Linked DNA regions of Homo sapiens: region 2 is linked to region 1. A link is an interaction called in ENCODE POLR2A ChIA-PET data of the cell type or tissue named here. Cell type or tissue: GM12878. All regions are shown on one strand. Links, peaks and the distances in the headings refer to the core of each region. The heading gives the core; the rest is flanking DNA.

What was found. ChIA-PET counts read pairs that join two places held together with the same protein. Peaks named below come from ENCODE experiments on the same cell type or tissue, not always from the same donor. Only the 100,000 strongest peaks of a DNase experiment are listed, where the experiment ranks them.
Region 2: POLR2A ChIA-PET joins it to region 1 with 11 read pairs; 3 of 35 experiments call an interaction of 5 or more read pairs at or near these places.

The regions. Positions count from the first base shown.
Region 1 is chr5:133,839,378-133,855,271 of GRCh38, reverse strand. LOC124901210 (small nucleolar RNA U13) reads left to right here and starts at 4,315; the gene lies at 4,315-4,415. It also overlaps a transcript of FSTL4 not described here. In GM12878, for the core only: no CTCF peak of the experiment used is centred there; no DNase peak of the experiment used is centred there.
Region 2 is chr5:133,950,621-133,966,514 of GRCh38, reverse strand. C5orf15 (chromosome 5 open reading frame 15) reads left to right here. Exons shown (of 3, transcript NM_020199.3): 2 at 6,495-7,021; 3 at 9,525-11,005. The coding sequence ends at 9,656. It overlaps LOC105379182 (a long non-coding RNA gene), which reads left to right and starts at 12,903. Exons shown (of 5, transcript XR_948797.3): 1 at 12,903-13,344; 2 at 15,470-15,628. RefSeq lists enhancers at 8,945-8,994, 9,005-9,054. In GM12878, for the core only: no CTCF peak of the experiment used is centred there; a DNase peak (open chromatin) is centred at 8,734; H3K4me3 peaks cover 1,650 bases; H3K27ac peaks cover 2,137 bases.

The DNA of each region.
Region 1 (15,894 bases), core at 4,508-12,507:
AGAAAAAACACCCCCACGAAACGAAAAACCTGTCTTCATATGCACACAAAAATGCGCGGAAGACTATAAACCAAAATGTTAATGTGATTTCTGAGTGGTGATATTATGAGATATTCTCATTTTCTTCTTATGGCTTTTCTGTATTTTTTGAATTTTCCATAATGAACATCTATTACTTTTGTAATAAAAACATGGAAGAGAAGACTAGGGAAGTCAGGGGGAGTAGTTGTTTTGGGCGAAAGATGCTCGATGATTCGGTTCAGTTATGCTGAGGTGACAGGCCCCGCGGCATTTAGGAGAAGAGGGTCAGAGTTCAAGGAGTGAATTTGTGAATCTGTCTCTTGAAAATGCCCCTGGGCGAGAATGAGCATTCTGCAGGTGGGTTGATGACCCTGGGCCCCTTGGCAGTTGATTGAAGGACCCTTGCTGGGTGAGAGATGGTGCTGGCAGGGAGGGGCGCTGTGGCCTGGCCTCCACAAGCCCGCTGTGTATGTGTGCATGTGTGCACATTTGTGTGTTCCCAGCCTAGCCAACGCATGAAGTGACCGTGAAGGCTGAGCCCCGATGTGGGCTCAACAGGTCCTTGGCGAGGGGCTTTGGCAGGCAGCAGGCATCCAATCCCAGAATCCCCTCCCAGCTGAGACTGATTAGAAGGGAGTCAGAACTATTAACCTGTCCTCCTTCTCCTTGGCTTTTGCTCATTGCAATGCCCTGCGGAAGGAACCTTGAAAGACAGCGCTCAAATGAGTTTCAGTGACATCTATCTAATCTGATGCTGAAGGGGCTGTGCTGGTTTTTTATTAAACTTCATTACTTTCAATTACAACAGAGTGGGTTTTGTGGGCGTATGCCTTAAACCTAATTGAACTGTTTCTCCTATTCTTCTCCCTAGTGTGAAACATTCTCACCCTTTGGGGGAGAAAAAATTTCTTCATTTTAAGGAAACATGTTTATCCTTGAAGGGCATTAAGAATTGAAGAAAACCTAATGGGCTTGGTGTGGAAGTGAGAGAGGCAGCGGCTGCAGCAGGGAGAGTCAGCAATCCTGGAGGCCCTTGAAATCCAACACCAGCGGGGAGGGTCTGTAGTGCCAACTCCAAGGATTCCTGGGTTCTTGATGGAATTCCATAGGCTGGTTTGTTTGCCTGGACTTAGAAGCTGCTTCATAGTGAAAGCTTTACAAAGCTGATGGAGGGCCCCTTGGCTGGAATGACAATGGATTAGTTCCGAGGCTAGCAGATCTCTCTCTTTTCTTCCATCCTTTCAACAAGATTTCTGGCCTGGAAAAAAGTGATGATGGCTGGAAATGGTGCTTGAAAGGTGCTGAGCTAAGTAGGCTGAACTTCCATGGGGGCCTCCCAGGGGTTTCATCACGAGTGTGTGGTGGAGGGACTGGGGCATGTCGGGCAGGGTGCTAGGAAGCTCAGTGTTGTACTCACAGTCACCAGTTTGTTTTGTAATGTTTTTCTGAAAGCATTTCTGCAGGAAGTCTGATTTTAGAAGGCATGCAATCCAGCAAATGGCAAGAAGTGGGCTGGGGATGAGGAAGCAGGGTCCTTGAGGCTGTTGCTGTGTGACGGGGGAACTGGGGGACCACACTGCCCTTCCTGTGCAGGAGACCCCCTTACTTCCTTTACCATTATGTAATGGCCTTCTTTGTCTCTTTTGATCTTTGTTGGTTTAAAGTCTGTTTTATGAGAGACTAGGATTGCAACCCCTGCTTTTTTTTGCTTTCCATTTGCTTGGTAGATCTTCCTCCATCCCTTTATTTTGAGCCTATGTGTGTCTCTGCATGTGAGATGGGTCTCCTGAATACAGCACACGGATGGGTCTTGACTCTTTATCCAATTTGCCAGTCTGTGTCTTTTAATTGGGGCATTTAGCCCAGGTTTACATTTAAGGTTAATATTGTTATGTGTGAATTTGATCCTGTCATTATGATGTTAGCTGGTTATTTTGCTCGTTAGTTGATGCAGTTTCTTCCTAGCCTTGATGGTCTTTACAATTTGGCATGTTTTTGCAGTGCCTGGTACCAGTTGTTCCTCTCCATGTTTAGTGCTTCCTTCAGGAGCTCTTGTAAGGCAGGCCTGGTGGTGACAAAATCTCTCAGCATTTGCTTGTCTGGAAAGGATTTTATTTCTCTTTCACTTATGAAGTTTAGTTTGGCTGGATATGAAATTCTAGGTTGAAAATTCTTTTCTTTCAGAATGTTGAATATTGGCCCCCACTCTCTTCTGGCTTGTAGAGTTTCTGCCGAGAGATCTGCTGTTGGTCTGATGGGCTTCCCTTTGTGGGTAACCCGACCTTTCTCTCTGGCTGCCCTTAACATTTTTTCCTTCAGTTCAACCTTGGTGAATCTGACAATTATGTGTCTTGGGGTTGCTTTTCTTGAGGAGTATCTATGTGGTGTTCTCTGTATTTCTTGAATTTGAATGTTGGCCTGCCTTGCTAGTAGGGGAAGTTCTCCTGGATAATATCCTGAGGAGCGTTTTCCAGCTTGGTTTCATTCTCCCCGTCACTTTCAGGTACACCAATCAAACATAGATTTGGTCTTTTCACATAGTCCCATATTTCTTGGAGGCTTTGTTCGTTTCTTTTTACTCTTTTTTCTCTAAACTTCTCACTTCATTTCATTCATTTGATCTTCAATCACTGATACCCTTTCTTCCGCTTGACTGAGTCGGCTATTGAAGCTTGTGCATGCGTCACGTAGTTCTCGTGCCATGGTTTTCAGCTCCATCAGGTCATTTAAGGTCTTCTCTACACTGTTTATTCTAGTTAGCCATTCGTCTAATCTTGTTTTGAGGTTTTTAGCTTCCTTGCGATGGGTTTAAACATCCTCCTTTAGCTCGGAGAAGTTTGTTATTACCGACTTTCTGAAGTCTACTTCTGTCAGCTCGTCAAAGTCATTCTCCATCCAGCTTTGTTCTGTTGCTGGGGAGGAGCTGCGATCCTTTGGAGGAGAAGGGGCACTCTGGCTTTTAGAATTTTCAGCTTTTCTGCTCTGGTTTCTCCCCATCTTTGTGGTCTTATCTACCTTTGGTCTTTGATGATGGTGACCTACAGATGGGGTTTTGGAGTGGATGTCCTTTTTGTTGATGTTGATGCTATTCCTTTCCGTTTGTTAGTTTTCCTTCTAACTGTCAGGTCCCTCAGCTGCAGGTCTGTTGGAGTTTGCTGGAGGTCCACTCCAGACCCTGTTTGCCTGGGTATCACCAGTGGAGGCTGCAGAACAGCAAATATTGCTGCCTGATCTTTCTTCTGGAAGCTTCATCTCAGAGGGGCACCCAGCTGTATGAGGTGTTAGTCAGCCTCTACTGGGAGGTGTCTCCAAGTTAGGCTACACAGGGGTCAGGGACCCACTTGAGGAGACAGTCTGTCCTTTCTCAGAGTTCAAACACCATGCTGGGAGAACCACTGCTCTCTTCAGAGCTTGTCAGACAGGGATGTTTCAGTCTGGAAGTTTCTGCTGCCTTTTGTTCAGCTATGCCCTGCCCCCAGAAATAGAGACCTCCTTACTTCCTTTTTTGCTGAAGGGGGCTGATGTGGGGACACGTGGACAGTCCTCTCATCTCCCCAGACCAGAGCCAGAGTGGTGGTGGCATGATTTGGAGAAGTGAAGCTTGGAGAAGTATCCTGGCTGAGTGGATGCTGATTACTTTGTTCCCTACCTTTTATCTGAATCTGAAGGAAGATGGAGGAGAAGGGGCACAGAAGGGACGATTTGCTCTTCTGCTGTAGCTGTTGGAGAGAAGTGGGCGATTGTTCTGGAGCCCGATTTACCATCTGTCTGACTCTAGGAAACTTGGGGTCCTAGCTCTTAACTACACTGTTAAATCTGGGTCCCTGGGGAATCAACAGAGAGCCTCATCCTTAATCAGAGCTGACAATACCCGTTCTCTCTTTCTCCCATCTTGGAGACTGGAAACCTCTTGTATTGGTTGCCTGGGTCATATCTAGCTGTGTGCCCACCTGGGTCTTCTGAGGCCATCGACTCCCACTAGGCCCCCTGTCTTCTGGTTCCCTGGTCCAGGTCCCAGAGTCCAATGCCAACACCACAGGAAAGCCTTGAACACTCTGAAGACTCTGCCAGTGGGAGGGTTCTTGGGGAACCCATGATGGTAGGTGGTGGGGATGAGGAAGTCCAGAGCTGGCATTTGAATTGTGTCATTGTTTTATTAAAGTTTAAAATTTAATAAAATTTATGGGAGATGTTCCAGTTCCACGTACATCATTTGACTTCTCGCTGACACAGCATGTTAGCAAGTGCACAGCCCGGCCTCCCGTCTCTGGATGTCAAAACTGGTAAGGCTTGATCTTTTGTGTTTCCTAAGTGTGATGATTGAGTTTTCAAACTCACTTGAGGTGTGCCTCCCTTAAACCTCATTATGACATCAGCATATTACCCATCTGACGTTAAAAAAAAAAAAAGCTGTGGTTGTTTGAGGATTTATAGGGATGTGGGTGTGCTGGTGTCATGGTCCATACTTGCCAGGGCTGGGAGCGGGACAGAGCCTGGGTGGGACAGAGCCTCACATCCTTGGTGCTGCTGTTGGAGGCCCCAGACTCTCAGCCCACCAAACATTTCTGCCTCCATTACAGCAGCATGTCCTTGAACCAGCTGTGGAGGATAAGCTGACAGTGCTTACCTACCCCCGGGGGAAGGAGTGGAGCAGAGCCAAGAAGGAACCGATCGCACAGCCACACAGCCAGATCTTGGCTCTGCTGGTTACTTGCTGTACAAGATCCTTCTTCATCTGTAAAATGGCAATAACAAGAGACCTTCTTCCCTCATTGGGTTATAGCCAGATAGTGCCTGTGAGGTACTATCAGTGAGCACTAAATGTGTGGTCAGTTTTCATCGTAGGCTAGATGCTTGCTGGGCATTAGGTCACTGCTTCACAGAGCATGCAGTCAAAATAAGGTTGGAAAGTTCACAGACATCTGAAATACTTTGAGGTGTGCTAAGTCCTGAGAGGAGCCAATAGAGTATGTGTGCCTGTGTGTGCACATGCAATCTGGGGTGACTTCTAGGAGGAGGTGATTTTTGATGTGGTGTTTAGAGAGGTGGGAAAGATTTCAATTAAAAGATCTAGAGAAATTTGACAAACACTACTTCAGCCAGTTGACCAATATAAACATCAACAATGATAAACCATGTTAGTAGTATGTACTCCAGGTATGATATGATGAAAATGGCACTTCACCTCTGTGGTTTTCCACCCACAAACCCAGTTTAATGATGAGGAAAACATCAGACAAATTCTGATAGAGGGTCATTCTATAAAAAACCCAACCAGTACCCTTCAATACGGTTGAGGTCATCAAAACCCAGCAAAGTATGAGAAAAATCTCACAGCCAAGAGGAGCCTAAGCAGATGTGACAACTAAGGGTAATTGGGATCCTGGAGAAGACCCTGGAACAAGAGAAGGACACCAGGTAAAAACTACTAAAATCTGAATAAAGTATGGACTTCAGTTAAAAAGAACGGGAAGTAAGCTCATTTTCTCTGAAAAGGGAAGACTCAGAAGAGTTTTTAGCCTATGATAGTTCTAAGGGGGTCTTAACAGTGATTAACCCATTTATGCCTGAGGTTGTAATTTTTTGAATTTGAAAAATCAGACCTTGGTGATGACCTTGAGCAGTAAGATATAAATAACTCCCACATGCTTAGCTTTCCACTAATGGAACACTAGGCATAAATGGAGGCATTAGCCAAAGACTGGAACTGCAGCCATCACTGATGAATGTTGATAATAATAACAGCAGTAACTAACAAGACCAAGTGAGGCTGACTACACAGGTGTCTACTGGCCGGGGTTTGGCCTCCTTCCTGACATGCCTCTTAGTGTGTGTGTGTGGGACACACTATTCTTTAGTTAATCTCACAGACTGCCCAGAGCAGGGCAGGGTTCCCTACCCCATGGAAGCCACACACAGCCTGGTGGCACAGGGTGTGATGAGTGTTGTGAAAAGAGGACACCGACCTAGCCTGATGACAGACGAGGGGAGGCCTCCTGGACCAGGCGATGTTCAGGGGAGCCTGCGGAGGGGAGTCTGAGCATGCACACCAACCTCTGCGGGACAGCGGCTCCAAGGGGCCCCCTGGCACAAGTGCTTGGTCCCTGTTCAGACCCTCCCCTCCTCAGATCCGAGCCTACCACCAGGGACAGAACACAGCCCCTCAAAGCAGCTGGGGAGACAACAGTTTTTAAAAAATCAGAGAAATGGTTACAGTTTGGCCCAGATTTCTGGGATGGACAGAGTAGCCAGACATTTGCATGAAGGCCTCGGAGGGTCTGGAGCTCTCCGCTGTCATTTATGGCTTTCCTTTTAATCAAGCTTTATTTCTAAATATCTGTCTAATGTATAATACAAGCTTAGGCTCTTGCGGCCATAGCCTCCCTTTCAGCACTGTTTCTAAAATCCCATTTACGGAGGACAAATAGCTTTTGGGTAAAAGAGTCTTCGCCTCTTCAAAGAAGCAGTTAGCCGGCTGTTCTCCCCTGACTGTGCCTATCTGTGGTTGGGGTGACGAAGTGAGATTATTTTATTTCCATTTAAACTCTCTGGGGGTCTGGCTGTTGAGGGAGGCAGCTGCTGTCTTTGTTGGTTGCTTTTCCCCCAGAAAGTGCTGTGTAGGTTTCTTGGGGTGGGGGAAGGGGGTAGGCAGTGGCACTGGCAGGGGGCCTGTTTTCACCCAGCTGCCCCTATCTTGGCCTGAGGAACTGTGCCCAGCATTTCTCTGAACTTCAAAGGCGCTCTCAGCAGGATATTTGCGGTCATGGCTCCGGAGGGTGTGTTTGCTGAGTCTGTGAGTATTTGTGTGTATCAGTGCCCTGGGCCATGTGGTTGGCTGGATTTGTTGAGAAGCATGCTCCTTCCGTGAGCCAGAATTTTTGGAGTACCAACTGCATATACCAGTCACTGGTCAAACAAAGATGCCAGGTTACCTCCCAGTTTCCCTTGGGAATGGGGAAGGATGGGGTTCTGTGGGAGCTTGGAGGAGAGGTACCTGGTTCAGCTGGGGAGGGCCTCCTGGAAGAGGTGATGTCTAAATTGAACTCTGACGGATGAGCAGAGGTCACCCTACTGGCACTTTCCTCCTCCAGGAGAGAAGCATGGGGCTCCGGGTCTGCCATGTGCAGGCCCGGCACCTTGAGAGGAATGCTATGAGATATGGGGACACATGTGGCCAGACCCATGGAGCTCAAAGGACTGTGGAGGTGACAGCAAGGGGCAGCTGGCACCAGGGCCCGCCTGGCATGATGAAGTTGTCTTAGGCTGGGGAGGGGAGCCTGGGAGTGTTTCTTACCCTCAGACCCTTGGACCAGTTGGGGAACGAAATAGCCTGGGAACAAATAGTATGTATTGTATCACTGGGCAAGGAGAACTTGACCAAGAGGTGGTTCCAGCAGGTAGGGTAGGGAATTAATTATTTTTGTTAACTTCCTCAAGGCCCAAAGGGAGATGAGTGAGTGCCCTCATATCAAGGGTGATGTAGGGGCCAGCGACCTCTCCTGCTGGGACCCTTATCTGGGTATTGCTGGGAGATGGCATGGCCATCAGACCCACCTTCCCTTTCCAGCTGGTACGGAAGGAGTCCACAGGTTCTTTTTGCCTCTGTTTAACCTAAAAGCTCCGTCCAGTACCTGGGGATGGTTGGTTCCTGGCTGAGGTTTGGAGGACTTCTGGTACCTCCTTCAGGAACGTGAGACAGGCAGGCGCCGAGGACCCCTGACTCAGACTCTGTTAGTATGACTGAGACAAGACTGCCTCTTGACCAGGGGCTGGAAAAGTCTGGGCCATTGGTGGGAGGTTCACTGCCCTCTCAGAGAACCAGGCCCTTGAGCTGTGTGTGTGGCTCCCTGGAGGCTGGGCCAGGCACTATGCCCATTGGTGCCCCAAAGGGGAGCCAGAGGTGGGCAGTTGGCTCACCTGGCATCCGCTGGTGCAGCAGCATCACAGGACCAGGAATTGGAAAGCTCAGGTCCTGGCTTAGGGATTTGCTGGGTTAGGTTGTCACCTAGCCTGGCTTTACTTTTCTCCTCCTGCTCCTTTTCCTCCTCCTGCCACAGGTTTGATGTCTGTAAAGCGTAGGTAACTAAGATTATATGTGGCATTCAGTGCTTCACTAGTGTAGGCTGGTGTTCAAACCTCGTGCCCCACCCTGCTCCTGAGTTCTACAAAGTTCACTTCCCCCAAATCCCTATTGGGCCTCAGAGATCCAGGAAGTGGCCAGACCAGAATACCCATCGGGACCGGCCTCTCTGGTGCTTCAGCTCTTGAAACACAGGAAAAGAGCAAAGGATGTGAAAATGAACTCAGCAGCAAGGACCTGAAAATAGCTCCTCTGACAGTGTGAGATGGGTGGGCAGCACTAATTCTATCTGCCTGCGTTTCCTCGATTCACAGTGACAGCAAAGTGCCCTTCCTAAATAGCGCCAGATTGTTCAGGGTAGTTTTGGAGTGGGGGTAAAGCCCCTGCCAGCCTGCCCACCCCCCTCCCCAGGAGGCTCTGTTGAACAGTGAACATAGAGACTCTCCTGTTGGAGCTCTCTGGAGGGCTCAGGCCCCACCCTGGAGAGCCAGGTATTAATTGCCTGGAGACTCTAGGTTTCTGCTTGGCAGAATCCAATATTGACAAGCCCCATAAGCTGGGAACAGTGTCTCGCCCAGATTTTGGGGCTAGTGATGGGCAGGCATTGCTGTACCCATTTTTTGGTGGAAAGGGCTAGGTCCAGAGTTTACCTGACTCTCTTTAGGCAATACACTGAATGACAGGCAGGGCTGCATCTAGAACTCATTGCTATGCTCTTTCTGTATTGTCCCAAGGTGGGTCACCCAGTGGCTCCTCCTTGATTTTTCTTCTTTCCTCTCATATTCTTTTCCTTTTCTCCCATCCCCTTGAGTTGCACTGTCCAAAAGAGCAGCCACTAGCCACATGTGGCCACTAAGTGCAGAAATGTGGCTAGTTCAGACTGACATGTGCTGTAAGGGTAAAATCCACCCTGCAGTTTGAAGACTTAGTACAAAAAAAGAATGTAAGCTATCTCATAAGTAATTTTTTATATTCATTATATGTTGACATAATACTCTTTTAGACACATTGGGTTAAATCAAATACATTATGACAATTACTTTTTGATGTGTTTAGGAGACACTTTAAAATGACTTATGTGGCTCTGCTTCTATTTCTGCTGGGCAGTGCTACTTTTGAGCTTTCCTACTCAAAGTGTGGTCTGTGAACCAGCAGCATGGGTGTCACCTGGGAGCATGTGGGAAATGCTGAATTTCAGGTGCTACTCCAGACCTGCTGAGTCCAAACTGGCACTTTAACAGGATTCCTAGATGACTCTACAGTTCGAGAAACTCAGAGCTCAGCTGAAGCTAGATAGGATCCTGCTTGCTGTGGGCCTGAGCCCACTTGTAAAACAAGAGTCCTGGCTGGGCGCGGTGGCTCACGCCTGTAATCCCTGCACTTTGGGAGGCTGAGGCGGGTGGGTCACCTGAGGTCAGGAGTTCGAGACCAGCATGGCTAACATGGTGAAACCCCATTTCTACTAAAAATACAAAAAGCCGGGCGTGGTGGCGTGCACCTGTTATCCCAGCTACTTGGGAGGCTGAGGCAGGAGAATCTCTTGAACCCAGAAAGTGGAGGTTGTAGTGAGCCAAGATCCCGCCATTGCACTCCAGCCTGGGCAACAAGAGTGAAACTCCATCTTAAAACCCAACAAACCAAACAAGGCTCCTAGCCCAAAAGTCCTTCCTAGAATCCTGAGTCAGGGCAACAGCAGGCCGAGGGCTGTGACAAAGTTTAATCCTGCTCCAACCCCCTGGCATTAGCTCTGGGGGGGAATTTTCACCTTGGGGGCTAGGAGAGGGACCTTGGGGAGGACCCCTCAGGCCTCAAGGACCATAGGTGAGGTCACAGTGACTGAGGGAACTCCCTCAGGGAAGGAAGGAGCAGTATAGGCTTGAATCTTTCAATTCAAAGATCTTCCAAAAGGAACACTGGAAAGTTTTGGGATTTGTAGTCAACCAAAACAGAGACTTACCACAATAACCCCAGCAGTGTCAAACACAACCTCGAGGTTTGCCTCAGCATGTTTGAACAGTGTTTGCCCATCCACACCCTGCCTCTGTGACTTTCCCCAAGGTGTAATTAATGACTTGTTGGGCTTGACAGATGCAAACATGTTCTCTGAGTCTCCAGGTCCCAGACGCCAGGGAAAGTGTGGAGACACAGGGGGACGGCGGCAGGACTGCCGCATGTAGCTATCCCCAGGACACGACCTAAGCTGACTCCCCTGCTAGGGCCCTCTGCCCAGCCTGTTCTCTGAGATTTGCCCCAAGGCTATGGCGTGGGGGTTGTTTGCTGCCAGGAGAAAGGCACTGATGCCCAGCAGCTCATAGTCATGCCGATGGCTGTGGCTGCCTTTATTCTAAAGTCATAGTCTGTTGCCATGCCTCAAGTCTTTGTCCCCTGCCACCTGAGTTTAGGGGGTGGGATAAGGGCTTGAGATGAGGTCCCCACCTGCCGAGAGTCTGACTCTCATTTTCAGATTTTGCAAAATCTGACTTTATTTATTTTTTTTGGAGACAGGGTCTCACTCTGTCACCCAGGCTCGAGTGTAAGTGATATGATCATGGCTCACTGTAACATCGACCTCCAGGTCCCAACTGATCCTCCTACCCTCAGCCTCCCGAGTAGCTGGGACTGCAGGCATGCACCACCATGTCTAGCTAAGTAATTTTTTTTTTTTTTTTTAAGGACAGGGTTTCACCATGTTGCCCAGTCTGGTCTCGAACTCCTGGGCTCAAGCAATCCTCCTGCCTCGGCCTCCCAAAGTGTTCCCAGCTGAGGGGACCCTAAGAGTAAAGGCTCAGGAAGACTAATGGGGAGTAGAGAAGGCCAGTGAGACAGGGTGAGGGGCCCCCTGTGCAGGCCTGGGAGTGGGGAGCCGGAAGAAGGTGGACATTATCTGGAAGGCTATAGGGATCATTTGGGGTTATGGTGTTTTAATTACGATGAGTGTATTTTCATATAAACCTGATTCTTAAAATCAAAAGCCAGTTTGTTTTTGTTTCCTCTCTGGGCTTGAAGAGCTCATTGAAAGCAGCTGGATCAGGGCAGGGCCCCAGGCCTGCTTCTCCCTCAGAGCTCCTGGGCAGCAGCTCTGGCTGAGAGCTTTACAAAGGCAGATCCTATTTCTCTGGGTCCACTGATCTGGGGGTGGGGCCCAGGAATCTGGGTGCTCAGAACCAGGGTGAGGAAATAACCTGGGGCGTAATGGGATTTGCTTTGCCTCAGTAGTTGGGAGCTTTACAGAGAGGAGATTTTTTTAGGAGAAGCCGTAAGAAGGTCTGAGGAAGGGCCTTCTTTGGATTGGAAGTGAATTATTGCTACTTGGTGAAGAGAATGCTTTTGCAAATACCTATTCCATGCTGTGCAGCCTAGGGTGGGGCTGCTCCTGAGCCCCTCCGTCCATCCCTTGCACATCACATTACCTGAGCCCACTGCTTTCTTCTCTGTTTGGCCAGTGGTGGAGGCTTGGCCTGGGAGAAGAGCTGCCAGATGCTGTAGGATTCTTCTCTGGTGTGTGGGGGAAGGGGAGTGAGATTAGAACCAAGGTCCAGTTGTCAGCAGAAAGGCTGCCTACACACAAAGACAGGCAAGTGGAAGATCTTAATACCGTGTGTGGTGGGCAGGATTCTGAGATGGCAGGATTCCAAGATTCCCACCTCTGGTATACATGGCCTGCAGAATGCCCCTCCCCCTGAGTGTGGTGGGACTGTGGATAGGATGGGATATCACCCGCCCCCAGCCCTGATTAGATTATGCAGTTTAAGACTGAAGAGACTCTCCCACTGGCTTTGCAGAAGGAAGCTACCATATTGTGGAGGGGTGGGGGGCTAGGACCTGAGACAGCCTCTAGGAGCAGAGAGTGAGCCCCGGCTGACAACCAGCAAGAAAGCAGAGACCTCAGTCCTACAGCTGCAAGGAATAGAAATCTGCCAAGAGCCTGAATGAGATGCACCTGGAAGTGGATTCCGCCCTCGTCAAGCCTCCCACTGCGAATGTGGCCCAGCTGACACTTTGACTTCAGCCTGGTGAGCCTGTGAGCAGAGAATTTAGTCACGCCTGGACTTCTGACCTACAGAACGGTGAGACGATTAATGGGTGTTGTTTTAAGCTGCTGTTTGTGGTAATTTGTTATACAGTAATGGAAATATAGCAGGGAACACCTCTGAGTTTCTGGTGGTGTCTGGGCCCTTGGAAGTCAGGGCCTGCAGGGCCGTGGCCATGGTGGCTCAGTTCCCGGTGGCCAGTCTAGAGCTCTGGGCCCCCTGGCTTACCTCCCACAGAGCCCCCAGTCACATGGCAGCCTACTTTTTATGGCCTGGCACAGCCATATTTTATTGTCGAATTAGTAGGAATAACAGCAGCATTTTAGTGGCTGATTGGGAGCCATATGTTAGTGATTGTATTAATAAGCGCACAGTGACAGGAGACCAGTGAGAGTGAGAAAATGAGACACAGTATTTATCCCCAGTGCAAAATCTTCTTTATTATTAAAGACATTGGGTTAACTGAGGATAGATTTAATGCCTGCTGGTGATGTTATTGGCTAATCAGCGGCCTAGGGTCCCCACCGCAGCCTGAGCTCTGGAGCTCTCATGTGGGGCCATTGGGTACCTTGGAGAAGTCACAGAGTTGGAGAGTTGCAAATGTGGACACTTTCTCCAGACTCTCCCTTGGGCCTGCTGCTCCCTGCGGGCAGATCCAGGGAAGCTGATATGACAGAGTGAGTCCCTCACCCATTTGGAGATGAGCAACTTGAAGTTTGTGCAAGTGCTAGGCATCTGAAGAAAGGGATTGCAGGGACAGCATCGGAATTGGTGCAGGACCATCCTGGACTTGGAACTTGCTGCTGGGAGCTTTGTTTCTCTAAGGGAAGCTGCCCAGGAGAGGGCTGCACACCGGGAGGGTCTTGTGTTCTGGGGACAGCCAGCCTCTGCACCTCACCAGTACCTTGTTATGTCTGGTGCCTAGCTGGTTTTGCACCACATGTGCCCGGCCTTGGAAAGGGGCTGCGTATGCTTGGCACTGGCTGGACGAGACCCAGGGCTAAGGGCCACCCAGTGGGAGGTGTTTGGGCTGGCAAGGGGACTGGACTGAGATTCCCTGCAGGCTCTTAGTCCTCTGAACGTTTTAGAGGAGGGAAGGAAGGTGGAAGATGAGACAGGAGAGAAAGGCACAGAATCCAGAAATGCCGGCAGCCAGTGGTCCCAGCCAGGCCTGCCTCCTGTGGACAGGTAAGCCCTAGACCCCTTTGCTGCTTCCCCGTGGTGCTGCTTGGCAGCCCTGCTTAGCCCTTTTTCTGCTGAGCTCTCTCAAGGACTCAGGAGTGAAATTCTTTTTGCACCTTCCACCTCCTCTCTCAGCAGACCCTGCGAGGAGAAGACAAGTGATGGCAGGTGAGGGGCTCATGTGACATTGTTGACAGGGAACATGGCATAATGGAAAGAATGCAGGCTTTGGAGCATCATCAGCTGGGGCCTTCCCTGCTGGCCCTGTGCTGTGTGTTGGGTGGCGTTGGCTCTGGGCACATGGCTTGCCCCTCTGAGCCTTACCGTCCTCTACTGTCAACAACAACCACCATCTCTACCTCACAGTGGGGAGTGGTTGTAAGGACCAAAAGAGAGAATGGACATGTGTAAAGGGCTGTGTAGGCCATCTGGTACATAGTAGGTGGTCAATATGGAGCATCTTATTATTTCTAGAAGAACTCGGGCTCCTGTATTCTCAGAGGAACCTCCTGGTGGATATGGAGGCCAATTTGCTCACTTGTTTGTTCTTTCTGCAAGAGTTTGGTGCTGGGTGCGGTGATACCGTGCATGGCAAATAGTAGGTGCTCAGTAGGTATTTATTGTCTGGATGGCTACAGAGATTATAGACAAGTTCTTCCCCTTTGGGAACTTAACCTAGGGGTGATGGTGGTAGTGGGGCTGGTGAGTGAGGATAGTTTCTGATTTTCCCAGGCCAGTTGATCTTACTTTGATACCCAGGGCCAAAGAAGCCTTGAAGATGCCCCCATCCCAGTGGGTCAGAGAAATTGCCTCCTTCTTCCATAGTCTGATACTGTTGTGGACACAGCCAGGAATTGCAGGGAGAGAGGTGACTGTGATTTCATCCCAGTTGGAAAAGACAATGCAGATGTCCTTAGCCAGTGGCAAGGTGTCAGTGGTACCTTGTAGACATTGCCGCCTTGTGGGCATGAGGAGGTCTCCATCCCCTTCCCAACCATGCAGTTCCTCTGCCTCCATCAAACCTGGAGCACACACAAACCTGCACAGCAAGTGCTTAGCAGAGAAACAAGCAATCACCTTTGGAAAATCTTTGTGTGCTATTTTGGAAGACTTGAATGAATTCCTGGAGAGGGGTCCCCCTGCAGAAAGATTGACAAGCGAGTGATTTATCTCCTCTTATACTTCAGTTCTTTTTGGAGTACGGGTGCTTGCCTCCAGGTTGAACTCCTCATTCTCAAATCCTGTGTAGACTTTTAGCCTGGTAGCTCTGGCTTGAATAGCCAGCTTTAGAATCAGTTGGTAAAATAAAGGTTGACTTTGCTGCTGCTAAAGTTGAAGAAAGCAGATGGGCCTGTGAGCACATGGAGGGCATCTCAAGGGCCCAGGAGCTGGCAGCCTTTGGGCCCTGGGACCTTTACCTTCAGAGGTTAATTGTGCAGAGACCAGCAAGAGTCCAGGACCCTGTGATGGTTCAGCCATTCTGAGACTGAGGACTGGAAAATCGGAGTGTTTATTGCCTCCATTTTTTATTATCAGCAAAACTTTAATTACAGCTCTCACTAAACCTACTACCTTCTGCCAGCATTTACAAGGCAATAAATTTCCCCTTCTCTCCTTACACAATCTGAACCTCCAATAGGGCTGTGCATATGCACTGGAAGATATTGATTCCCCAAAGAAATTATAACAGCATTTGTTCTCAAGTAAACACACAGAGAGGCTATTACAACACTGAGGAAGAGTCGATTGTCTCTGTTTTATTAAACAACACAGCTCTCAACTGGAAGCACAACTAAATTATCAAAAGATTGGTAGAACAGACAGGCAGCAATGCCTGTAATGAGGCTTTGAGTGGGAGGACTCTGTAATGTGAAGGGTAGAAGGAAGGTTTTGTCCCTTTCTCCTTGTTTCTTACTCTCTCATCAAACCAACTTGCTCTCCCCCACCTCTCACCCCTGCAGCCCTTTAGCATTGAAGGGGCATTGATCGAGGCTGTCAGCTAAGGAGTGGGCAGCTCACTGTAGCTGGCAGAAATGAAGCTCACACAAGACCTGCCAACTGGCTAATGGCCCCGTGTGTATTGGCAGACAGTAAACAAAAGCCTTTTAAAAACTTCTTGTTGTGTTACTGGCAGGTGGAAAAGGTTGATGCATTCATCAGCCTAATTTGGAAAATGGTACATGGCCCATCTTTGCTTTGGAACACCCAAAAAAGCATACCACTCAGCAAAGGGGCGCTCAGCCATGACTTAGCTCCCATAAGGCAATTTGAGACACAATGTTTTATTATGAACAACTTAGCTCCACAGTCCCGCAAGAGCAATGGTGGGATCAGAAGTCTAAGGATGCTCTGTACAATGTTTGCATGTTCTGTACAATGTTCATGGGGTGTTAATTTCTGTCCTGCTAATAAAAAGATAGCCCCTCAACCCACTTTCTGTCATTAAATAAATTCATGAAAATGGGGATGAAACAAAGTTTTCTTGCTACAGGACTTTTCAGAGGCTTTACGCTAATATGCATTATGAATCTGGAAGAGGGGGAAAGAATATGTTACATTCTCTGAAAAGAAATTGTAACA
Region 2 (15,894 bases), core at 3,768-11,767, 110 kb before region 1:
TCTAAAAAATTAACATAAGCAGTTTGGATCACTGGGTGACTAATTCTTGGTCATGCCATTTCAAAAATGCCTGGTTCTCTACATTTGCCATTATATTGTCCCCAAATGATCACCTAAACTTAATGTATAATGCATTTCATTTTTAAGGCATTGTTTCTCAAACCAGTGTGTGAATGAGTTCTCGGGGTCCTCTGCATTCTTAAGTTTAAGAAATGCTGATATAGTTTTATTTTAGGGCAGTTTTTAAAAAGGGACCAGTAGAAGGGGAGAATTAAATTTATAAAGTTTTGTTTTTTGTTTTTTTTTTGAGTCTGTCGCGAGGCTGGAGTGCAGTGGCGTGATCTCGGCTCATTGCAACCTCCGCCTCCCGGTTTCAAGTGATTCTTCTGCCTCAGCCTCCCGAGTATGCTGGGACTACAGGCGCGCACCACACCTGGCTAGTTTTTGTATTTTTAGTAGAGACGGGGTTTCACCGTGTTATCCAGGATGGTCTCAATCTCCTGACCTCGTGATCCGCCCGCCTTGGCCTCCCAAAGTGCTGGGATTACAGGCCTGAGCCACTGTGCCCAGCCTTTTTTGTTTGTTTGTTTGAGACAGGGTTTTGCTCTGTCGCCCAGGCTGGAGTGCAGTAGCACAAACTTGGCCCATTGCAACTTCCGCCTCCTGGGCTCAAGCAGTCCTCCCACTTCAGCCCCCTGAATAGCTGGGACCACAGGTGCCTGCCACCGTGCTCAGCTGATTTTTGTATTTTTGTAGAGATGGGGTTTTGCCATGTTGGCCAGGCTGGTCTTGAATTCCTGTGCTTAAGCGATCCACTTGCCCTGGCCTCCCAAAGTGCTAGGGTTACAGGCGTGAGCCACCGTGTCCGGCCTAAGCTTTATTTTTAAAATGTTAAGCTTCAAGTAGAGAGGTAATATCAATTAGGAAAGGGAAGATTTAGAAGTCTTATTTATATGCTCATAGAAGGTCAACAGTTAAATCCGTAAAGTCAGAGTTGTACCTTTGTTCTGAATACTCTTCATATCTGACTTAATCAACTTCTCTGATTTGAAGGAGTTTGAGTAAGTTGATAGCCTTTGTATTACATGTTTCAGGTCAATTATTTGTTTTTTCTTGTGCTGTATTTGTGTATTACTTCCAAGATTTTACTGCTTGACTAAGACATTCTGCTCCTACTTGGTGCTAGGTATTGGAGTTAAACAATGAATAGGGTGATACTGGGGGTATCCTTAGAAGAATGAGTGGCGTTTTGCTGAGAACCATGGCATGGGCTCTTGAGGGAGTGCAGTAGGTGCATAGATGCTATGTGGGATGTGGTGTGGGATTTGTGGTGAGAGTTGAATCGAGAGCATATTCAATAAATATTTATTGAGTGCCTGCTATCTATTAAGTAGGTAATGGGGATAGAGCTGTTAGGGAGATTAGTAAGATAATGAGAGTGAGGTAATGGGGGCCAGATCATGTAGGATCTTGAAGGCTATTATAAAAATTTTCACTTTTGTGAGAAATGGATGGCCCTAGAGGGTCTTAAGTAGAGGAGTAACATTTGATTTAAGTTTTGACAGAATGACTCTGGCTGCTGTGTTGAGTATAGACAGTAGAAGTTAGGGTGGAAGCAGGCAGATTAATTAGGAGGCTATTGTAATAATCCATGTGAGATAATGGTTACTTGGATGAGGCAGGAGCAGTGGAGGGTGAAAAGCCCTCAAATGCTGCATATGTCAGAATAACAGATTGGATGTGGGATGTTAAAAAAAATGACAACTCCAAGGTTTTTAGTTTTAGTAACTACAAAGATGTAGTTGCCATTAATTGAGATGGAGACTAAGTAGAACAAGTTTTTTTGTTTTTTGAGTGGGGCATAGGAATTTATTTAAACTTATTTTGAGATAATTATAGATTCACTTGGCAGTTGTAAGAAATAATATAGAGATCCTGCATATCCCCTACCCAGTTTTCCTAATAGTAACGTCTTTCAAAACAATAGTGCAATATCACGACCAGGATATTAACATTGGTACAGTCAAAATACGGGGCATTACCATCACCACAAGGATATCTCATATTGCCCTTATAAAGCCACCCCACTTCCCTCCTACCTCACCCCTCCTGAACTCCTGGTAACCACAAATTATCCATTTGTATAAGTTGGTAATTTTGAGAATCTTACATAAATGGAATAATACAGTATGTAACTTTTGGGATTGACTTTTTTTCACTTAGCATAATTCTCTGAAGATTCACCTAGGTTGTTACATGTGTCAATAGTTTGTTCCTTTTTAAATTTTAACTTTTATTTTTTCGAGAGTAAGTCTTGCACTCCAGGCTGGAGTGCAATGGCACGATCTCGGCTCACTGCAACCTCCGCCTCCCAGGTTCAAGCAGTTCTCCTGTCTCAGCCTCCAGAGTAGCTGGGATTGTAGGTGCACACCACCACACCCAGCTAATTTTTGTATTTTTGGTAGAGATGGGGTTTCACCATTTTGGCCAGGCTGGTCTCGAACTCCTGACCTTGTGATCCACCTGCCTTGGCCTCCCAAAGTGCCCAGATTACAGGTGTGAGCCACCAGTCCTGGTTGTTTGTTCCTTTAAATTGCTGAGTAATATTCTATGGTATAGGTAGACTACACTTTATTTATCTGTTGAAGGATGCCTGATTGTTTCCAGTTTTTGGCTATTATGAATAAAGCTGCTATGAATGTGTTTGTGCAGCACTCCAGCCTAAGTGACAAAGCGAGACCCTGTCTCAAAAAGAAAAAAATAAAATGAGCTTTCTATGGACATCATGTAGTTGAGTCTGCCAGTCTCTGTTTTTTAATTGATGTATTTAGGTCATTTACATTTACTGCACTATGGATATGTTAGAGCTGAAGTCTGCCATTTTTATTTTTTGTCTTTAGCCTGGGATATATGAGGTAAAAAGAAAAACCTAAGGAAGTCACCACCATGTTGTTTCACATATCCTGAGGTCTCTAACTGTTCTACCCAGTTCTTTCCACCTTTCAGAGTGTTCTTGTGTTATTTTATACATAATGTTCAGAGCTTTTAGTTGTTTTTAGTGGGAGAAACAGGGAAGAGTGTGTTTGTCTTCCTGAAAGCCAGCCAGAATTCATTTTGAACATATTAATGTGAATGTCAGACATCTAAGAGGAGATGTCAAGTAGGTGGTTGGATTTATGAGTCTAGAATTCTGGTCGTTCTTGGAAGTTCTTTTAATTTTTCTCAGAAAAGTTAGGAAGTGATGTCATCAGTTGAAAATGAGGATAACAGAGAAGACATTTGAAGTTTGTGGTTAGAGGAAAATGTGATTGGTGTCCTAAGAGAGTAGAAGGGTAAATGGACTAGGAAAATATGATTGCCAACAATTTTAATTGCCAACAGCTTTAAACATACACCTGAATCTTTGGCATTGAATTTAAAATGAAATGAAAACAGTGGCATGGTTGTATATTTTTTCTAGCCATGTTCAGCTGCTGGGTGCAGATGTGAGTAGTCAGAGAGCTTGATTTATTAATAACTAGGGATGAGTGTAGTCTCACCAAGTGAATGGGTCAAAGTGGACAAGGGGGAAGGGAATTGAAGATGGATGTAAGAGAGTGATTATAAGCAATTATAATAGCTGACACAGAATTGAATCTGAATAAAGAGAGAAGAGAGTGTATTGGGCAAGTTTTGATGGTGACCGTAAGGGAATGAAAAGGATTAGAGGGTTGTAGGTGTTTATGGATTGAGAATACCAGGGAATGAACTGGAAGGATAGGAGGTCTTGCCAGCAAGTAGAATGCATGAAATTGAGATTATGGAAGAATTGTGATAATAAATAATGACTCTGGGAGTGAGTGGCTGAGGTAAAGAGGAGGGCTAGCTCATGAGAAGAGAGGAGGTCAAAGATTTTGAAATCAAGGCAGGAGTACTTGTCTTAGATGGAGTGAACTCTAGAGCCAGGAGCTAAAGATCATTAAGAATTAGGGGGCATGACTTTGGAGTTGGATGAAAGTAAGTTAGTGCATTATAGCTTAAGATAAGAGAATCAAAGCTAGAGGCATTTAGGGAGAAGAACGGGAGAATGGTCTGAAAAGGGCAATGAGGAGGAGAACTGTGCCTCCTTGAGATTCAGTGGTTCAAGGATGTGGGAGAAAAAACAGCTATTACTTAAACAGGCTGAAAGGAAAATGTGTCCTTAAGGGAGAGTCAGGTTTCAGTAATAACAAGAAAGCAAAGGGTGAAAGAAGGGATTTGCTGATGACTGTGAATTCTATACTGCGTGGTGGAAATTTCTTTATAATTATTCCCACCCTATCAGCTTGTGTCCTTTAAAGGTACTTACCCATGGAAAAATTGTTCTTTTAAAAGTTAAGTTTAGTTAGTTGGCTCCCACTTATTTCAATTTTAAATTTTATTTTAAAACATGTTTTTTGTACTTTGGCAGGAAAATTAAATGTATCAGAAAATAATAATTTTTAAATTCTTGAATTATAACTAAGTTGAAGTGATAAATGCAAAAATTATTTTCAGAAATTCCTGTTAGTAGTTTTCTGAGTAATGTACTGAGTTGTAGGTCCTGTTTATTTCTCTTTTCTTCCAGTAAAAAATTTCAAGGAACTCAATTATTGAAAATGTTTTAAGAGTTTTACTGTAATCCCAGTACTTTGGGAGGCCAAGGTGGGAGGATTTCTTGAACCCTGGAATATGAGAGCAGCCTGGGCAACATGGCAAGATGCTGTCTCAAAAAAAAAAAAAAATTGCATATGGCATTGGACAAATATATGAAAAATAAAAAAAGCCAGGCAGGGTAGCATGTGCCTGTGGTCCCAGCTACATGGGGGGCTTGAAACCAGGAGGTCGAGGCTACAGTGAGCTATGTTTGTGCTACTGCATTTCAGCCTGGGCAACAGAGTGAGACCCTGTCAAAAAAAAAAAAGGGAAAAAGAGAGTTTTACTAATTTATTGGTTTTTTTTTTTTTTTTTTGAGATGTGGTCTTGCTCTGTCGGCCAGGCTAGAGTGCAGTGGCGCCATCTCGGCTCACTGCAACCTCCACCTCCCAGGTTCACGCCATTGTCCTGCCTCAGCCTCCCGAGTAGCTGGGACTACAGGTGCCTGCCACCATGCCTGGCTAATTTTTTGTATTTTTTAGTAGAGACCGGGTTTCATCATGTTAGCCAGGATGGTCTCGAGCTCCTGACCTCATGTTCAGCCTGCCTCGGCCTCCCAAAGTGCTGGGATTACAGGCGTGAGCCACAGGGCCTGGCCTTTTTTTTTTTTTTTTTTTTTTTTTTTTTTTACTAACTGACTACATTATTTTTCTGAGATCCTCTGTTCATTCTAATTGACACCAGCTATTTCTTTTTTTTTCTACACAAAATGGATGTCAACTGTGGTACACAAACCAGAGTGTATTCACATGAAGAAAGGGTTGTCTGTTGGATTGTTAACTTGTGTGAATGCACATGTTTGTGAAAGCACTAGAATGACTTGGTTTAATCTTACCCCTATAAAATATTTTACTTTAATGTGATAGACTTTAAAATATTGTCTGAATATGTTTAGATCTACATGACAGAGGTTTTTTTTTTTTATTTTTTTAGTGTAGTAGAGGTCCTTGAAGTTCTTCAACAGATACTACATTAGATTATAAATTAGAGATGGTTAAATTTCGGCAGGGATTCCTCTGGAATCTTCCTCTATTCATTCTTCTTGGTAAAAGAATAGTAAGAATTCTTATGTAAAGAATTTTACCTTTAGTAAACTATGCTGAGTAGGTAGCAGCACAGGGAAATAAGAATGTGTGTGTATTTGGTGTCATTTGCTATACCTAGATGCCTTCCCTCATCTTCAAAATAGTCTAGTTGTCACTTAGCTCTCAGGTTCCCGTTTCGGATGCTTCTCCTTTAGAAGTTTTTTCTTCTTTGTAAGGATCCTTCTTTTTTTTTGAATTTAGGAGAGGGAGTCCTCTAGTTCAAGTATCACTTAGAATTACTATCTACAGCATGCCTATAGCTTCCCCTGAATTTGTTATGTTGTGTTGAAAGTATTTAGGTCCAAACTCCATATCTTTTTTGGGACCTACTTGAGTGAGAATCAGCCACTTTTTGGTCTGTTCTAGGGATCAGGTAAAGTCTGGACAAGGTAACTGAAATCCACACCCTTTATGAAATGAAAACAGAGGGGATGGGTGAGGGCTGTATGTGAACTTTGCCATCGTGACTTAAAGTCAGCCCTTTTTCTTTTCTTTTGGTGGCAGGCTGTATGATGCAGTAGGTCTTTTATGCTGCTTAAATTGTTAGTATCTAGCAAAGCAATTATTATCTGAAGAATAACTGACTAAGAAGAAATGTAACTGAATGCTGGCTATTGAGACTTAATAACTAGTTTTCGAGAAAGTTATAGGAATGTAGCAGAGAGAAATGCTTAGTGTAAAATTTGGGTAAATATGCTTTTAGCTTGGTGGAGATAAAGTTGGAGATTTCAGTTTGATATTCTTTGTTTGTTTCAGTTGTATCACGGACTGATTCACCGAGCCCAACCGTACTCAACTCACATATTTCTACCCCAAATGTGAATGCTTTAACACATGAAAACCAAACCAAACCTTCTATTTCCCAAATCAGCACCACCCTCCCTCCCACGACGAGTACCAAGAAAAGTGGAGGAGCATCTGTGGTCCCTCATCCCTCGCCTACTCCTCTGTCTCAAGAGGAAGCTGATAACAATGAAGATCCTAGTATAGAGGAGGAGGATCTTCTCATGCTGAACAGTTCTCCATCCACAGCCAAAGACACTCTAGACAATGGCGATTATGGAGAACCAGACTATGACTGGACCACGGGCCCCAGGGACGACGACGAGTCTGATGACACCTTGGAAGAAAACAGGGGTTACATGGAAATTGAACAGTCAGTGAAATCTTTTAAGATGCCATCCTCAAATATAGAAGAGGAAGACAGCCATTTCTTTTTTCATCTTATTATTTTTGCTTTTTGCATTGCTGTTGTTTACATTACATATCACAACAAAAGGAAGGTAGGTTTGGGATTTTTTTAGCCCTTTATTATTTCAGTCATAATGCTTTTGATGATTCATGGTTCTTTTTTTTTTTTTTTTTTTTTTTTGCAAAAAAAAGTGTAGTGGGTTTCACTCTGTCAACCAAGCTGGAGTACAGTGGCACAATCACAGCTCACTGGAGCCTCGACCTCCTAGGCTTAAGTGATTCTCTTGCCTCAGCCTGTCGAGTTGGTGGGACTACAGATTCACACTACCACACCTGGCTAATTTTTAAAAATTATTAAATTAAAATTTTAAAAATTATTGTTTGTAGAGACGAGGTGTCGCTATTTTGCCCAGGCTGTTCTTGAACTCCCAGGCTCAAGCAGTCCTCCCGCCTCGGCCTCCCAAAGTGTTGGGATTACAGACATGAGCCACCATGCCCAGCCCTCTTTCCTTTTTTTCAGTGAAGTTTAAATTCATAGTAAAATATTGAGATGTCTAATCAGCATGTAAATCTATTGTGTATTTTAACACACTGCAGACAGAATGCTTGAATGTATGTACTTCTAAAAAAAGAAATAGTCCTATTTCTTAATGAGTAATACCAAAGCCCAGTGATTTTTTTTTTAAGAGTTTATGTCTTAATTTGGCATCATTACTTCAGTAGGAATACTTGTGGAGAAAATGTTAATTTAATATTTGTCTTTTAATTTATTAACATTGAACTTAATCTTTTGATTTTTTTTCTGGTTATAAAGTGTTACACATTTATTTTAGGGAATTCAGAAAACAGAAGAGTTTAGAAAAGAAAATTTAAACTACTTCTCAGCATTAACGTTTTGGTGTATTTCTGGTCTATAAATGTGCATATAATTTATACATATAGGTGTATGTAATGATTTTTAAGGAATTTTATCTCACAGAGTTTTTTTTTTTTTTTTTTTTTTTTTTTTGAGACAGAGCTTCACTTTGTCTCCCAGGCTGGAGAGCAGTGGTGCGATCTCGGCTCACTGCAACCTCCACCTCCCAGGTTCAAGCGATTTTCATGGCTCAGCCTCTTGAGTAACTGGGACTACAGGCGCAGGCCACCACGCCTGGCTAATTTTCGTATTTTTAGTAGAGACGGGGTTTTGCCATGTTGGCCAGGCTGGTCTCAAACTCCTGGCCTCAAGTGATCCACCCACTTCAGCCTCCCAAAACGCTGGGATTACAGGCATGAGCCACTGCACCCAGCTATCTCATAGAGTTTTATGTCCTGACCAATCATGAGCATTTTCCATATCCTTAATATTCTTTAAAAACATTATTTTTTTTTGAGACAGGATCTTGCTATGTTGTCCACGCTGGTGAACTCCTGGCCTCAAGTAATCCTCCCACTTCAGCCTCCCAAGTAATTGAGATTATAGGCGTGAGCCACTGTGCCTGGCTAAAAACATACTAGATTCATGGTTTACAATTTTTGGTTCAGAAATAATATTGTGATGAACATTTCTGTGCTGTTACCAGTTTGCTGGATTACATGAGGCACAAGAGACATCTGTAGGACAGGATACATCACATTTAGTGTGAGGGTACATGTTGGCACTCTACAGTCCCAAAGCTGAATAGTTAAGCCTTTTAAAATCCTTAAAGGGAGATCAAACACACAGTTCCTTTTTAATACTTACTGGTCAGGAAGTCTCAGTTCTTGACTTTATTGTAACTTGCTTTGTAACACTGTAAGCCACCTTCCCCTTCGGGGCCTTGATTTCCTTACCTGACAAATAGTGAAACTGGACCTGATAATTTCAAAATGCCTTCCTGCTTTGAGAATCAGTGACTCTAATAATAGTTCAAAAAAAAGCAAACCAACCAACTCTTCTGGTTATTTGTATTTAGTGCTATATTGCTAGCTTTGTAAGTGTTTATGGGTAGACAGAACCTTGAGTGCTGCTGATATTATATCCCACTGTTTAGTGTTTGGCCATCTCTATTATGAACATCAAAGGGACTTGTTAAACAAGTAGGTTCCTGGGCTCTACCTCAAGTACTAACTCAGTCTCTGAAGATAGAGCCTAGGAATCTGAGTCTTTAACAAACATTCCTATATATATTGAAATTTGAGAAGCACTGTTTAGCCTTCTTTACAAGATGGAAAGCAAAATAGCTTTTGTTTTTTTTTTTTTTTGAGACAGGGTCTTGCTTTGTCACCCAGGCTGAAGTGTTGTGGTGCTGTCATGGCTTACTGTGATCTCTGCCTCCTGGGCTCGAGTGATCCTCCACCTTAGCCTCCTGAGTAGCTGGGACTACAGGCAAGCGCCTCCATGCCTGGCTAATTTTGTATTTTTTGTAGAGATGGTGTTTCACCATGTTGCTTAGGCTGGTCTCGGACTCCTGGGCTCAAGTGATCTGCCTGCCTCGGCCTAAAATAGCTTTTTTGTTGTTGATATTTTGTGTTTTATATTTAGAAACCTAGAAGAGAGATATTTTACTTGTTATAAAAATGTTTACCATATTCTCTGTTTTCTCTTTTGCCTATTTAATGACTTCTGTTTTCCAGATTTTTCTTCTGGTTCAAAGCAGGAAATGGCGTGATGGCCTTTGTTCCAAAACAGTGGAATACCATCGCCTAGATCAGAATGTTAATGAGGCAATGCCTTCTTTGAAGATTACCAATGATTATATTTTTTAAAGCACTGTGATTTGAATTTGCTTATGTAATTTTATTTGCTTGACTTTTTATATGATATTGTGCAAATGTTTGCCATAGGCAATTGGTACTTAAATGAGAGGTGAGTCTCTCTTTTGCCTTGGTGCTTTGGAAATTAAATGTCACAAACGAGTATATAATTTTTTATCTGTACTTTTAGAGCTGAGTTTAATCAGGTGTCCAAAATGTGAGTTAAACATTACCTTATATTTACACTGTTAGTTTTTATTGTTTTAGATTTATTATGCTTCTTCTGGAAGTATTAGTGATGCTACTTTTAAAAGATCCCAAACTTGTAACTAAATTCTGACATATCTGTTACTGCTGACTCACATTCATTCTCCGCCATTCAAATACTATTTTTTATCCACATTTTTTTTTGTTCCCAAACTGTAATGTACAAGGATATGTGTGATAATGCTTTGGATTTGAGTAATATTTTTTTTTCTTCCAAGAAAACTGCTTTGGATATTTTTAGATAATTTAAACATAATTTAGGATAATGATATTGCTCAATCTGACCACAATTTTAGGTAAAACATTAAATGTGTCAAGAAATCTTGGCAACAGAGACTCTGCAGCTTGCAGTGGACATAGATAAAATGTTACAGAGATACTATTTTTTTGGTTGGAATTACTATATTAAATTTAGAAGCAGAAACTGGTAAAATGTTAAATACATGTACAATTGCTTTTAGTTAGCAATTGATTGTAGCATGGGTTCCTCCAAGGTTTCAAGCAATGGGCAGAGTTTAAAATTATATCAGATTCGTTTACTTCGTTTATTATTTTACAGTAAATTTGAATAAATCTTAGGGGTCATTATCACTTAAATAATACTGTACCTAGGTCTTTCAAATTAAAATTATACCTGAATGAAGTTGTTTGTATACATAAAGGATATTTGTGTACAATTACCTTTTTTCCCCCACACTTGTTTTCTTTGTTTTTGTTTTTTATGGCAACTGGAAAGTATTTACTATGGGATTCATTTATGTCTGTCTTTCTATCATAAAGAATTGATCAATATGTAAATATGTGATTTGAACCATGGTTGACTTACAAGTGTCACTACAGCTTTTTAGAAAACATAGCCCTAATATATGTTAAGCAGGACCCGGGTGAGCCAGTGGGCTTGCGCTTTATGTAGAGCTGGAAGAAGGCCGTCCATCCTGTCTCTTGGGCGGACAGTGTACTTTCCTAATAGGGAAGGGAAGCACAATGGAAATACCCCTGAACCGTTTTATTGCAGTAATTTTTTTCATATCTGAAACTATTATTTAATATTTTGAATAAGATTTTAAAAAATAAATGGCAAAGATATAAATCTATGATTTCACGAGTGTGTTTCTGTGTTTCATTTCAGTGATGACATTTAGGTGGTGACGGGGAGTAGTGTATGTCTGGGAGCAATCTAACCTGATTCACTTGCAGGTGTCCCTCTCAGCAGTGCAACTCTGCCTCTATGAATTCCACTTACATTGCTAAATTCTTCTTTAGGTCCAACTTACTGCGAGGTACTGAAGTTTATTGAAAACTGTAGCAAAGTAGGATGGCAAAGAAAAGCAAAGTGGCTAAATCAGTGTGCTCTTTCTAGCATCCTGGGGTCACTATCTGGGATGGAAGGCTCCCCGAGTGTGGAGGCTCATCCCCCTTAGTGGATTGGGGGATTCTTGGGTACTTCCTGGTGGTCCAGCCACCTAGGTCACAGTGCTGCAATTAAGTAGCCTCAGACTTTTGGAGCATCAGATCATACATTGATTAAAAATGCCCCTGGAGTCTCACAGAGGCACTTGAGCACTAGGAACTAGTGCTAGGGACTAGGCACGCAGGGGCCACAGTTGAGCCTCACAACCTCATGCCACCTCCTCCTGTGTGGTGTTATCTGCTCCTTTCTCCTAGACTAGACTCACTTTCTGGTCAGACCTGAAGCTCTGCACCCGATTTTGGTACTAATGGTATAATAGATTACCTTTTAGCTCCCGTTTCTGTGTCTTAGCTGAAAAGGAATGTGTTGGAACTTGTGGGGCAGACAGAAACAGACATTTAGAATTTGGGCAGTCAGGCAGGCATGTTATATTAGTCTGTTCTCACATTGCTATAGAAATACCCGAGACTGGATAATTTATAAAGAAAAGAAGTTTAATTGGCTCACTGTTTTGCAGGCTGTGGAGGGAGCATGATGCTGGCATCTGCTCAGCTTCTGGGGAGGTTTCAGGAAGCTTACCATCATTGTGAAAGACGAAAGGGGAGCAGTTGTCTCACATGACAGGAACAGGAGCAAGAGAGAGTAAGGGGGAATGTACTACACAGTTTCTTTTTTTTTTTTTTTTTTTTTTTTTTTTGAGACAGTCTCGCTCTTTCACCAAGGCTGTAGTGCAGTGGTGCAGTCTTGGCTCATTGCAGCCTCCACCTCCTGAGTTCAAGTGATTCTCCTGACTCATCCTCCTGAGTAGCTGGGACTACAGGCACCTGCCACCACTCCCAGCTAATTTTTGTATTTTGTATTTTATTTTATTTTTTAGTAGAGGTGGGGTTTTACCATGTTGGCCAGGCTGGTCTTGAACTCATGACCTCAAATGATCCACCCGCCTCGGCCTCCCAAAGTGTTGGGATTACAGGCATGAGCCACTGTGCCTGGCCTTACTATACACTTTTAAATCACCAGATCTCATGAGAACTCATTATCATGAGAACAGCACCAAGGGAGATGGTGTTAAACCATGAGAAAACCACCCCCATGATCCAGTCATCTCCCACCAGGCCCCACCTCCAACACTGGGGACTTCAATTCGACGTGAAGTTTGGGCAGGACACAGGTCTAAACCATACCACATACCTTGACTGGGCTTTCTTGATTTTAAATGTGATCTCCTGAGCGTGAGTGCAAGCTCTTGCGGAATGTGTGGTTTGCCCCACCGAGTGAGTTGCTTGAGAACAGGAACTGGCTCTTACTGCTCTCCAGCCCCAAGCTCATTACCTGGCACCTGCTAGGCCCCTTTAAATTGTTATTCAATGAAGTATTTGAGAAATTAGATGAGGAGAAAACCAAGACAACTCAGGCTCTGCACAAGATCACATAGTCTGCATAGAGTCCAATACTACTAACGTCCTGGGTACACAGATGAATGCGGGATCAGAGCCGAGTACAGCGTGTCAGTCCTTATGTGCACATCCACAATTCTACGGGAAGCTAAAGCCCACAATAGTTGTATGAGATATCACCCCTTCCTCCAAATCCCAGGTTCTCATCAGAGCAGGTGCTGCCTGTTGAAGGTGAAGGAGATCACTGCCGGCACTGCTGCCGATGTTCCAGTTCTCCCCCATCCTGTGTGTGGGGTGGGGTGAGCAGGGCTGGCTTTGCCCTTTGGCCTTCTTTCAGCCTGGTTTGCTGGTGCAGCAGTTTGCCTCCCTTCTGGGTTCAGTGTGAAGCAGTTCATCCTTCCCAGCTGAAGTTCAAAAGGTTAAAAGTCTTTCGAGGACCAAATGTCTTCCAAGGGAACAGAAAAGAAGGCTGTCCTGAGGTTGTCAGTCTGGCCTGACTCAGCACAGCTTGAGCCAGGATATTTGGGGTGGTTCTCTTCAATTAGCTGGATTCTGTTTTCATTTCGACGTTAGGAGCGGAAGTTGCTGGGACAGATTCTGGAAATGGAGCCAGGGCTATTTCTGTGTAAGTACCACATGCTAACCAATTGCACCACTGGAGCTCAGAGCTGGAGCTGTTTCTGACTCACATCTCAGTAGCCGTCTGTGGTAATGGCCTGCTGTCTAGGCTGTTTAAGTGGCTCAAGGGAGCCTGATTTTGGACCAGTAAGCAGCAGCTTCTACCCCATGAGGTCTAAGCCCACCTCTCTTCTAACTCCATCCTAAAGAGTCCCAGACCCATCTGTACTAGCTGGTACCAGTGGGCACCATAGGGGCAGAAACAGCATCTGGCTTGAACCACTCTGTCATCCCAGCACGCAGCACAGGGCCTGAGTAAAAGGAATCCAGGTGTTTTGCTTTTAATGCAGTGCCTATGCCATGAGGGATTTTTTTTTTTTTTGAGATGGAGTTTAGCTCTTGTTGCCCAGGCTGGAATGCAGTGGCACGATCTCGGCTCACCACAACCTCCGCCTCCCGGGTTCAAGTAATTCCTCTGCCTCAGCCTCCCAAGTAGCTGAGATTATAGGCATGCACCACAATGCCTGGCTAATTTTGTATTTTTAGTAGAGATGGGGTTTCTCCATGTTGGTCAGGCCGGTCTCAAACTCTCGACCTCAGATGATCTGCCCGCCTCAGCCTCTCAAAGTGCTGGGATTACAGGCGTGAGCCACTGCGTCTGGCCGAGGGGTTTTTTAATCTAATGAGGCTCTAGATTAAAAAAACCCTACTCCTTACTTAGGAAGCCTTTCTCCACCTATCCTAACAGTTCCACTCTGAAACCCTATGCCTCTTTCTCTCACAACCTCAAAACTGCCTCATTTCTCTGCTGGGAAACCCAGAGATGCCATGTTCTGGGGATCCTTGACTTCCTGGATGCCTTTCTTCTCATAGGGCCCTTTGTGCTTCTCTCCCCTTGGCATGTGGATTGGACAGCACTCCCACCTGAGGAGGCCATGCTTTGCAGTGGGCCCTGCCAGAGCTAGGATGGGCCATGAAATCATACAGGCCTGGGTTGGAATCCCTCTCTGGGCCTAACCCCTAGGCTGAGCGTCCTCCCCAGGCCATTTTTCCTGACTGTTCCTTGGAAATGAGGAAGGGTCAAGGGTCTTGAGGGCTAACTCGAATGTCCTGCACCTTGCTGGGACTGAGGTCATCCTGGCCCATGTGGCACCTACCTGGTCTTCTAGGAAGACAGACCTAGGGAGAAATGGAGGGAAAGAAGGGTATGGGTTGAGGCCAGGGCTGGATGACCATAGTCTGAGCATGCTGTGCCTGTTGCAGTCTCCTACCTTATAAAATGAGTGATTGATTAGCTCGCTAGTCTGTTAGGAAGAGTAAATGGATTGATGTTTGTGGAAGGATTTTGTGCATAAGAAGGAGTTTTCACCATGTCACTGACCACAGAAGAGCCAGCTTGAGCCTCGAGTCCACCAAGGAGGGATAGCCCACAGTCCTGAGGCTGCCTTCCCTAGTCCCCTTGGGACTACCTTGAGGCACACAGCTGGTCAGAGCTGGGTTTCTCCTGAACCATCCAGGCATGCATGGTCCTATTAGGGAATAGGTGGGTCTCCTTTGGAGCCTCTCAACCCCATTCCCTGTTCTCCAGCCTCATCCTTTCCCAATAAAGAGGCCAAGGGGCCCTTCCCATCATTCCCTGGACTGTTCCCAAGAATAGACAGCAGAGAGGCAAGGGGACCGAGGACCCCAGAGAGGTGGCTACTTTTAGGCTACACGGTATGTATGCCTCAGCCTCGCCTCAGGGAGCATGGATGGAGGCAGGGCTTGGGCCGTGGAGGGTCACTCTCAGGGGTCCACACTCTACTATGACCATGGCACTGCATTAAAAGGAAAACACCTGGACTTCTTCTACTCAGGCCCTGTGCTGCGTGCTGGGAAGACAGAGTGGTTCAAGGCAAATGCTGTCTCTGCCCTTGTGGTGCCCACTGTCAGGTAGAGAAGAAAAAGAATCATAGTGAAGTGTGATGAATGCTATAGGCTGAAAACTGCATTTTACTTTTTTTTCCTTATAAAGGTAATTTAGACATTCTGATAACAGCTAACACAGGGCTTACTACGGATTGAGTATTTGCCATTTCTGTGTGTGCAACCAACCCAATAAGGCAGTTACTATTATTATCCTCATTTTACAGATAAGGAGCCAGGAGCATGGAAAGTTTAAGCAAGTTGCGCAAGGTCATGGAGCTGATGAGAGAGAGCTGGGATTTGAATTAAGGCATGGTCTGTTTCCATACTCCCTGCTCTCTATCACTAATTCCCCATAACTCTAGAAAATGAAACAGCTACAGAAGGTAAGAAAAAGAAATTATTCAAAGGTTCTCTACCCTTAGGCCCTCAACATTTGTGTGTATTCTCCTTTTTTTCTTTTAAACTTTCTTTTATTATGTTATGACATAGCACACTACAGAAAAATACATCAAACAAATGTACAGCTTAACAAATTATTATAAAGTAAACACTGTTTAGCCACTGCTCAGGTAGAGAAATAGAATTTTGCCAGCACCCCCAATCCTCACTTCCTAATTATTACCTTCAGTCTCCCCCACAAGGAATTATC